Regions from separate parts of the Homo sapiens genome. Here region 2 is linked to region 1. A link is a contact called in ENCODE Hi-C or POLR2A ChIA-PET data. All regions are on one chromosome and are shown on one strand. The core of a region is the stretch at or near the end of the contact, and the rest is flanking DNA. Distances in the headings are between cores, read along the strand shown.

What was found. Hi-C counts contacts between places; a loop is a spot of excess contacts on that map. ChIA-PET counts read pairs that join two places held with the same protein, here RNA polymerase II (POLR2A). Pooled maps may share reads with other maps.
Region 2: a pooled map shows a loop between it and region 1 (9-fold over the local background). The contact joins two enhancer-like sites. A Hi-C loop is called at or near these places in 1 of 168 maps with a recorded cell type or tissue (HepG2) and 4 of 50 pooled maps. POLR2A ChIA-PET finds 5 or more read pairs at or near these places in 3 of 52 experiments (A673, MCF 10A and activated T-cell).

The regions. Positions count from the first base shown.
Region 1 is chr6:155,442,534-155,447,285 of GRCh38, reverse strand. It overlaps NOX3 (NADPH oxidase 3), which reads left to right. Exons shown (of 14, transcript NM_015718.3): 5 at 3,868-4,013. Among named protein-coding and RNA genes, the nearest start is that of NOX3, 11 kb to the left of the region's middle. Within about 2 kb of position 2,990, at least 2 of the 41 ENCODE cell types and tissues checked have a DNase peak (open chromatin) inside an H3K27ac peak, as active enhancers do.
Region 2 is chr6:155,520,673-155,525,744 of GRCh38, reverse strand. It overlaps LOC105378068 (a long non-coding RNA gene), which reads right to left. Exons shown (of 3, transcript NR_134597.1): 3 at 1-107. Among named protein-coding and RNA genes, the nearest start is that of NOX3, 67 kb to the right of the region's middle. RefSeq lists an enhancer at 1,513-2,089. Within about 2 kb of position 1,429, at least 3 of the 41 ENCODE cell types and tissues checked have a DNase peak (open chromatin) inside an H3K27ac peak, as active enhancers do.

The sequences.
Region 1 (4,752 bases), core at 1,741-4,240:
GAGGGCAGATTGCCTGAGCTCAGGAGTTTGAGACCAGCCTGGGCAGCATGATGAAACCCCATCTCTACTAAAAATTAGCTGGGCATGGTGGCGTGTGCCTGTAATCCCAGCTACTTAGAGGCTGAGGCAGAAGAATTGCTTGAACCCGAGAGGCAGAGTTTGCAGTTAGCTGAGATCGCGCCATTGCACTCTGGCCTGGGTGACAGAGGGAGACTCTGTCTCAAAAAAAAAAAAAAAGTTATAAAATATAAAAACTTATCCTGCAAAAAAGAAGTTATAAAATATAAAAAACGTATCCTGCCTTCTCTTTCTGACTATCATATATGGATTATGCAATGGTAAACACATCAGTTAACTTGGTCCGAAGCTCAGTTTCTATTTCTGTAAATTGGGAACAGCTTCACTCCCTGTCTGGAGTGCCCTAGTCTATGGAGAGAGAATTAAAGAAAGCTAGGAGGAGAGGAGTAAGGGTCAAGGGGCAGAATATAAAAGGAGCATTTACACCAACCTACAATGAGGACTCCAAATGTTGTGATCAGCCAGAAGCCTTAGAAACGGTTGGACTCTAGATTAAAGACACCAGGTAAACCATTCAGAGTTTTATCTAAGCCCATAGAAAAAACTAGTTTTCAATTAAAAATCAGGTATGATAATTGCTCATTAGTCAAACGAAGCAATACAGCTTGATGGTCAAAAGATGGGGCACCGAGTCACGCAAATCACTAAACCACTTTCATCACGAATCAACAGCAAATTCCTTAACTCTTTGAATACTGGTCTGTCGAATGAGAAGAAGGCTGATACCTGAGGAGGGTTAAATCAGGTAATATGCCTACAGCATTTACAACAGTGTCTGTTGTATAGTAAATATTCAATATGTTTGCTATGAGACGTACTACCTGCTTTTTAAAGACGTCGAGATAATTATCAGAAAACAGCAATTAGGAATACTGGACAATGTTTGTGTTCAATTTAGCAAATAGTTTCCATTTTGCATGTAGCATATTGGAAAAGACTCCTGCTAGATAAGCCTTTCCAGCTTTGTGGATGCTGAGGCTAAACAAGGCAGCACCTTCATAGACATGGCTGTATATTTTGACAAAGCACCTAGGGAGGAAACATAGTACTTCGTGGGTGCTAACCTCTCTGAAGCCATAAGGAAGCAGTAAACATCACGATGCGGAAACACTATCGAGTGCTTTGCCTTCTTGGGTGAGCCTCAACCTGAAGTATATTTGACTTGATTTTCAACTTAAAGGCTAAAGAAAAATGTGCAATATATATATATTATATATATATATATAGCATATATATATTATATATATATAGCATATATATATTATATATCTATAGCATATATATTATATATCTATAGCATATATATAATATATATATATAGCATATATATATATATATGTATATGTCAGCAGAGAAAACACTACTCCAACAAGGTTGTATTTATAGATTGATTTTCCTACCCTTTCATTACCCCTTCTACCTTTCTTTAATCTCATTGTCACTAAGCAAATAATTGTCAAATACAAACTGGTGCTGAGGTTTCAAGGATGAATAAAGTCCATCCTTGAGAAGTCAAAGTTCATCAGGGGTGCAGGGATAAATAGATACTGCAACAGTAATATCTGAGAAATGCTATGGTCATACTATCATTTGTGCTGGTGAAATTGAAGAATGTGTGATAGAAGTCAACTTTTGAAGTGAGTTGTAAGGCATGCGTAGAAAATTTTGCAAATCAGAAAAGGGAGTGATAGCAGGAACTCAGGTGACAAAGAAAAGAGGTTGCATAGAAGATAGCATTTCTAAATAAATCTGCTCCTAGGACCACAGGGACCAAAATGACACGAATATTCTCAGAAGTTCTTGCTGTTTCTTTTTCCCCATCACATCTTCTTCCACACCTCAACCCACAATGTACAACCACGGAGGATCCCGTAACTCACTCACAACCTGTATAGACTTTATGATAGTCATAGGCCCTGCTACTTCTCACTGTGGGTGCAGAAGAAAAGAAGATATCAACTGGGAAATTATCTATACCCCGGGCAATGAATTCTCATTTCACACACGAATCTGATCCCAATGGCAGTTATCAACTGGCCACCCAGCGGGAGTTTCATTTGCAGGAAAAGCATCGGTATGTTGTTGTCTAGCTGTGACTGCTGGCTTCCCAACAGATTTGGAAAGAGCAGCATCAGACACAGAATCCTCAGGCCAGACGATGCTGGGTTCTTAAGCTTGTTCTCTTCATTTAGAATTTAGACACCACCAAGTCCCAGAATTAGAAAGCTCCATTTACTTCTTAAGAATATACAGAAGGTACATTTAGTTCCATAAATAATGGCTTATTTCAATCCACCAGAAATAACACATGCAAATTTATGTGTGAATGTGTATGTGCAGGGGTATATATACATATAGAGTAGTCCCTCCTTGTCTGCGGGGTATACATTCCAAGACCCACAGCAGATGCCTGAAACAGGGGATAGTACTGACCCCGACTGCCATCCATCAGAACATGTTCCTTTTCATGTCTTCCACCCACAAATGTAATGCTTTTTTCATCATAAATAAGCACTTATCATGCATTGTGGCTGTAACTTTTGCAGTTTGAGGTGTGACAGCGAAACTAGCACAAATGTCTTTTTTCTTCTTCACAATTTCAGATAGAAGATTTGTTCTTACCGTAGATCTTAGCAACTTCCACATACAGTTTTTTTCCTTTCCTTATTAAGTAGAGAACTTTCACCTTTTCACTTAAAGGAAGCACCTGATGGCTTCCCTTTGGTGTAGCCGAATTGCCAGCATCACTACTTTTCCGCTTTGAGGCCATTTTTAAGTAAAATAAGGATGACTCGCACACAAACACTGGGATACCGTGACAGTTGATCTGATAACCAAGAGGGCTACTGGATATGCTGGACAAAGGGATTATTCACATCCCAGGTGGGACAGAGCGGGATGGCATGAGATTTCATCATGCTACTCAGAATGGCATGCAGTGTAAAACACAAATTGCTTATTCCTGGAATTTTCCATTCAATATTTTCTGATTGTGGTTGACCTCAGGTAACTGAAACTGGAGAAAGTGAAACTTTAGACTGGGGGGACTACTGTATACTAAAATGTGGAAAGGAATAAACAGAAAATAGAGTGGCTGAAAGAGAACAAAAACAATATCTCTCCTGGTATCTATCATTTACATTATATACATACATATCAGCATGTATAATGTACAGTATTCTAGAATAATGCTTTCCGATTTCTTAAGAAGTTATATATACTTGTTTCTTTTAGAATTATTTCATATATAATTATGCTGAGATATCATAACATTTATTCCACTTCCATGATAACTATACACTTTAAATTATGATGAACTGAGATTTACTTTATTTATTAATATAACTTAAATAAATGTGGAGATTTTTGTACAGTATCATATACATACATATCAGCATGTATAATGTACAGTACTCTAGAATAATGCTTTCCAATTTCTTAAGAAGTTATATATCATTATTTCTTTTAGAATTATTTCATATATAATTATGCTGAGATATCATAACATTTATTCCACTTCCATGATAACTATACACTTTATGATGAACTGAGATTTACTTTATTTATTAATATAACTTAAATAAATGTGGAGATTTTTGTACAGTATCTTTGGAAGTATTCAATCCACTCCACTCAAAGCACTGGGAAAGATGTGTAAATACATCACTTTTCCTTGGAGATTACAAAAACCAGAACAGAGAAACTTGAGCACAGAGACACTGTATTTTTTAGTAACTAGGGAGAAAGCAAGCCACAGGGTGCATGTTTGGTGTCATCTCCTTGTCCTAGCCATCCACATCGTGGCGCATTTCTTCAACCTGGAACGCTACCACTGGAGCCAGTCCGAGGAGGCCCAGGGACTTCTGGCCGCACTTTCCAAGCTGGGCAACACCCCTAACGAGAGCTACCTCAACCCTGTCCGGACCTTCCCCACAGTGAGTTCCTGCATGCTAACAAGCTTCTCCCCTGAAAAATCCGTCCTTTTCCAGTCCTCTAATCAGGAACGCTATATTGAAAAGCTTTTAATAAAAGAGCTGGAGAATGAATTTATATGTGAATTTGTTTTCAATTTCACATTTTCTAAAAAGTTATTTTTTTCTCATTAATGTTGCTGGGAAGTTATGAGCAAGGAGAAAAAGATATGTCACCTAATTAATTTATATATATATACACACACACACTAGAAACGCAGTAACCTGTTAAATTCCTAATATTTTAAAATTTAACATTTTAAAAGCAGTTCAGGATTAGATATTTTTTCACTGATGTTAGACTCATAAAGAAGGTGAAGTGCCAGCTAAACACAGAGATTATAAATTGGATGTCTTCATTTTCAATCTGCAGATTGTTTTCCGGATCTGTTCTCCGAATGCCTCATACATTGGCACATATGTGAATAGCTGCTTTGCCAAATCAGATACTGGGCAAAGCAGCTAATTTCATAATGAGACCTGCATGGCCAGTGACATCATTAATGCTAATTACCTGTGTGCACAGACTGTCAGCAGCTATGGGGAACAAAAAGAAAACCAAAAATGTAGCCACAGCAATCTATGTTCCGAGATGAAGACGGTCGTCTCCCTTAATTCACCCCTACCTCTTTCTTTGTGGTTGATCTCAGTTTTTTTCCACATACCACCATATTGGCATATGTGTGCAGCACGTTGACCAGAC
Region 2 (5,072 bases), core at 180-2,679, 80 kb before region 1:
AGTTGCTCCAGTTCAGCCCCCAAGTCAGGGTACAGACTCAGGGCCTCAGTGTTGGGGATGAGCAAGTCTAGGATACAATTAGTACTCTCAACCCATCAAAGATGCTCCTTTCACAGATGGAGGCAAACAAGGGTAAGTTAAATAGTCAATTATCTATAATGTTTTGCTCCTTTTTTATAAATAAGTTTACCCCAAGACTTTGAAGGTTACACTTAACTGTATTGAGTTGTTATAAGTTTGATCAGTCATTTCTCTCTTTGGATAAGATATCCTTGCAAGAGTAATGGCCTATCGGGAAACAATTTTCCCAAACCAAGTAATCTAGCAATAGAATTTTATAGGAACCAATTATGTTCCTGACAGCCAGCGCCCCTAAAATTACTGAATCAGTTAAAGTGTGCTTCAAACCTATAATGTTTAACCAACTCTCTACTTGTGACTAGAAAACTAGACTTTTACACACCCACTGGCAGGCTGTGTGTGTGTATGAGAGAGAGACAGAAAGAGCTCTGAACTGGCTTACCCATTAAGTCAGGAATTAGGGATTCTCATTGGTTTGCCTTCAGATAGTTGAAAAATGATCTGACTAATATTAGCTCTAATCATTGCAACCAAGAAGTCTTAAACTCTACAAATGTATGTGGGTGAGTGATCCAGAATTGTTAAAAATAAATTTATTCTCTAAAAAATATATAAGGAGAGTAGAAAGGCTACTAAAGGATCAATGAATGAAGTAGACAAAAAGGAATTCAATGCCTTTGGAATCTAAAATGCACATATATCGCCTGAGAATCTTGTTAAAAACACAAGTGTTCATCCGCCAGGCCTGAATTGGTACTGGGATTCTATACTTCTCACACTGTTACCTGGGCTGGAGTGCAATGGCACGCTCTCGGCTCACTGCAACCTCCGCCTCCCGGGTTCAAGCAATTCTCCTGCCTCAGCCTCCCAAGTAGCTGGAATTACAGGTGCCCACCAACATGCCCAGCTATTTTTTTGTATTTTTTAGTAGAGACGGGGTTTCACTATCTTGGCCAGGCTGGTCTTGAACTCCTGACTTCGTGATCTGCCCGCTTCACCCTCCCAAAGTGCTAGGATTACAGGTGTGAGCCACTGCACCTGGCCAAGATTCTACACTTCTAACAGGTTCCAGGAGATGCTGATGCTGCTGGGCCAGAGACCACACTTTGAGTAATAGCATTTTAGAACATGAGGACGCAAAAGGCCTAGTTTCACAAGTTGAGAAAGAAGCCATCCACACAATTTAGGTTAAGGCCAAAAGTGATTTTAGAAAGTGCATGACTCATTGTTAGTTCATTGTCATGACCATGATTGCGCTGTAGGAAAGAATAATTATTTGATTAGTGCACTATAATTCAAGTTCCCTTCCTCTCACAAGTGTGAATCATTGATACTTAGTCTGGGGTTGCTGCCTTGAGTCTTCACTACTTGAGTTCAAGAGCTACAGGATGAGTATTTTCTCTTTTTTTCTCACTGCTTTTGTGGACACTGAGGGGATGAGTCTTTTCTTACACTATTTTCACATTTATAGGAAAAAGAAACCGATGAGTATGCAGAAACACTGTATAGTTAAAACTGAGTGCCCCGAATGATTGACATAAATAGGGAGAAGCTGTGACTCATCAGAACAACAAAAGCTTTGTTAGAAGTTTGTCTGTGGACAGGATTTGAACTCGAGGAAAAGCTACAGAGTGTGATGAAGCCCCATAGGAAGGCCTGGAGAAGCTCTGCCCCACTTGCAGCCCTGCAGCTTGGTGCTAACTTGCCTCACACATCGAGTGCCAAGACCCATGCTGGGCCATTGTGATCATCCATGTCTCTCCCCCGGGGAATGTTCAGCATCAGAGGCCATGCATTTGACGACAGGGAACAAAAGAAAGGAGACGATTATGTGAGAAAGCTCTGGTGAAAATACCAAATAAAACCACTGAAAAGAAGTTCTTTGGCTTGCTGAAAATTCAGTACTTGAGTAAAATTCATTTAATTTTGAGCCTTCCCTACAGAGTTCTCTTGGCATGCCCTGTTGTGCTGCAGCAGAAAACAAGGCAAAGTCAGAGTTATTTTCCTCACTGCAGACTGAATAGAAGTTGGAATAAACGTGAGTATATCCAGAAACAGCAAATTCACCCACCTACAGTAAGGAGAAGACTCATAGACCTTTGAATTTGGTGGCTTCAGGGGTTGAAGCTCTGCAATAACAAAATATGAATAATGTGTTTAAATAACAACACATAAATACTATGACCCAACATACAGTTCTAGACACATTTATTTTGGTCATGACATATCAAATAGAATACTAAATTGAAAAAAAATGACTTATTCTTTATTCAACAAGTGTTGAAATCAGTGTGGCTTGCCTGAATATTGCAGGATATTTCTATGGGCAGGGTAGACACTTTGTAATAGGTTGGGCTGGAGCCCTGTAAGTATTGGAATGAAATGGGTGGGAAAAATGAAGGACAAAGGAATGCAGTTATGGAAGAAAGTATAAAGAAACCAAGACAGAAGGCCAAGGATTTAACTTTAGGAAATTTTACACTTAGGGGCAGGTGGAGAGAGAAGAACCATGCAAGATCTAGAAAAGGAGTGGTTGGAAAAAACAGAGGAACCACTAGAATATATGGGCACAGAAGCCAAAACAAGAGAACCGCTCAAGGAAGAGAGGTGTCCAACAGCATTAAATGTTCAATAAAGCTGAAGAAGTATGAGCACTAATAAAGGTTGTCAGATTTCACAGTGGCTGGTCATTACCATGAGTATGAGCTTAATTAGATCCAATGAAAATGAGATTAGAAAGGTACTATGGTTTGGATCTGTGCCCCAACCCAATCATGTCTAATTGTAATCCCCAGTGTTAGAGGTAGGGCATGGTGGGAGGTGGTTCGATCATGGGGGTGGTTCCTTCATGAATGGTTCAGCACCATCCCCTTGGTGCTGTTCTAGTGGCAGAGTTCTCATGAGATCTTTTGGTTTAAAAGTGTGGGGCACCTCCCCTCCAACCCCTCCTCCCGCTCCACCCATGAGAAGGGCTTGCTTCCCCTTCACCTTCCACCATGATTTTAAGTTTCTGAGGCCTCCCCAGAAGCTGAGCAGATGTGCCATGCTTCCTCTACAGCCTGCAGAGCCGTGAGCCAATTAAACCTCTTTTCTTTGTGAATTACCCAGTCTCAGATGTTTCTTTATAGCAACGCAAGAATAGACGAATGCCAAAGGGTTAAACTTAAAGGATGATTTGTTGGCGAGGAAATAGAGAAGTTTGGCTTTGTATGAAAGAAGATTAAGCAGAAACAATAAAATTAGGGGTTTTGAGAGCAGAATAGAGAGAATAGGTTTATGTCAACATGACACGGAGGGGATCCATGCCAGGTGGCTTTGGTCTCCTCCTCACAGTAGATGGTGGCAGTGCCATTTCTGAGAGGAAAAAGTGGGATAGTGCTGTAGTGCTGAAACAGTTGGGAAATTATCAAGGGAGGAATACAAAGACTGCTGAGCAAAAACATAGGTAACCTTGGAGGTGGTATAATTTAGTACTGAAATCATCTTAAAAACATATTTTATTTTAAAATACTGTCAATTTCTTTATTACTTTAGTTTTAGCCCTCAAAGAATATCTTTAGAGAACAATGTTTATAGAAAACCCTTCCTAAACAAATTTATTATATTCATCTTTCTGTACATAGCTCTGCTCAGTCAGAATCAGAACAGTAAACATAGAAGAAGACATGGCAGGAAAGAGGCCTGAAGTTCTGCTCCAGCCAATGAGCCCATTCCTTGACTCAGTGAATATGCAACACTATAATTATCACTCTGAGTCATAACCCACTAGCTTCCCTACTCTACCCTTCAGAGGACAAAAAACACATAAAGATCCTACAATCCTCTTAGCATTACATAACCAACCAACAATAGATAAAAATTCCCAGATCTCTTGTTTTGAGGCCCAGTCCTTGTCTGTAACTCAAGCATATCTCTCTTTTTAGCTGGAACTCTCAACAGAGACCTGAGTTCACTCAACATTTGATCTATTTGGCAACTGGTCCACTTAATAGTTAAATCTACTAGGATTTACCAAAGGGATGTGTCATCATTTTTAAATGTTTAGTCTATTCCATAGTTGTGCTACACAAAATAACTCTCAAAAAATGGTTCTATTGATTATTTTATGAAGTATACTTATTCCAAATGGACTCTCTGATTGCCAATTCTACATTGTCTTAGTCCATTTTGGCTGCTATAACAAAATACCATAAATTAGGTGGCTTATAAATAACAGAAATTTATTTCTCACAGTTCTAGAGAACTAGAACTTCAAGGACAAAGTAGAATCAGTATCTGGTGAGGATCCTCTTTCTGGCTTACAAATGGTGCCTTCTTGCTGTGTCCTCCCCTGGTGGAAGGGGCAATGGGCTTTTCTGTAAGGGCACTAATCCCCTTCATGAGACTCCACTGCCATGACCTTATCACCTCTCAAAGACCCCATCCCCTAATACCAACACCTTTGGGGGTTAAGATTTCAACATATGAATTACAAAGAAGAGTGAACAGAAACTTTCAGATCAAAAGTATTCACTAGCTAATTCTTGGTTTTTCTTCATAGGTAAGTTACCGATGTGTTTATATTATCTTCATATAAAGATTTCCTCCTGCCCTGTAGTCACTAAGATGTGTGTGTGTGTGTGTGTGTGTGTGTGTGTGTGAGAATTTTAGCTATCGTTGGTACTGGGCCACCAACACTCTTTTGCTTAGAATCCTTTGTGATAGGGTGTGGATTCATGCAATGTTTGACCTATTTTAAAGTATAGTCTAAATGAAACCATTATTTCTTTTGTATAAAGCTAGTTGCTGATAATGGGATTAAGCCTACAACTTTGGACTCATTACTGCCACATTCAAACTGTCTTAGTAACTCCCAGGGGGCATTATTACTCTGAAATACATTTGGTTATAACTCAGAATACAATCTCATAATAATATATCAGTATTGTTGGAATGCGAAATGCTCTATCAGTATGTCATAAAGCAAGGATACAGGAGCAGGGATTACAAAA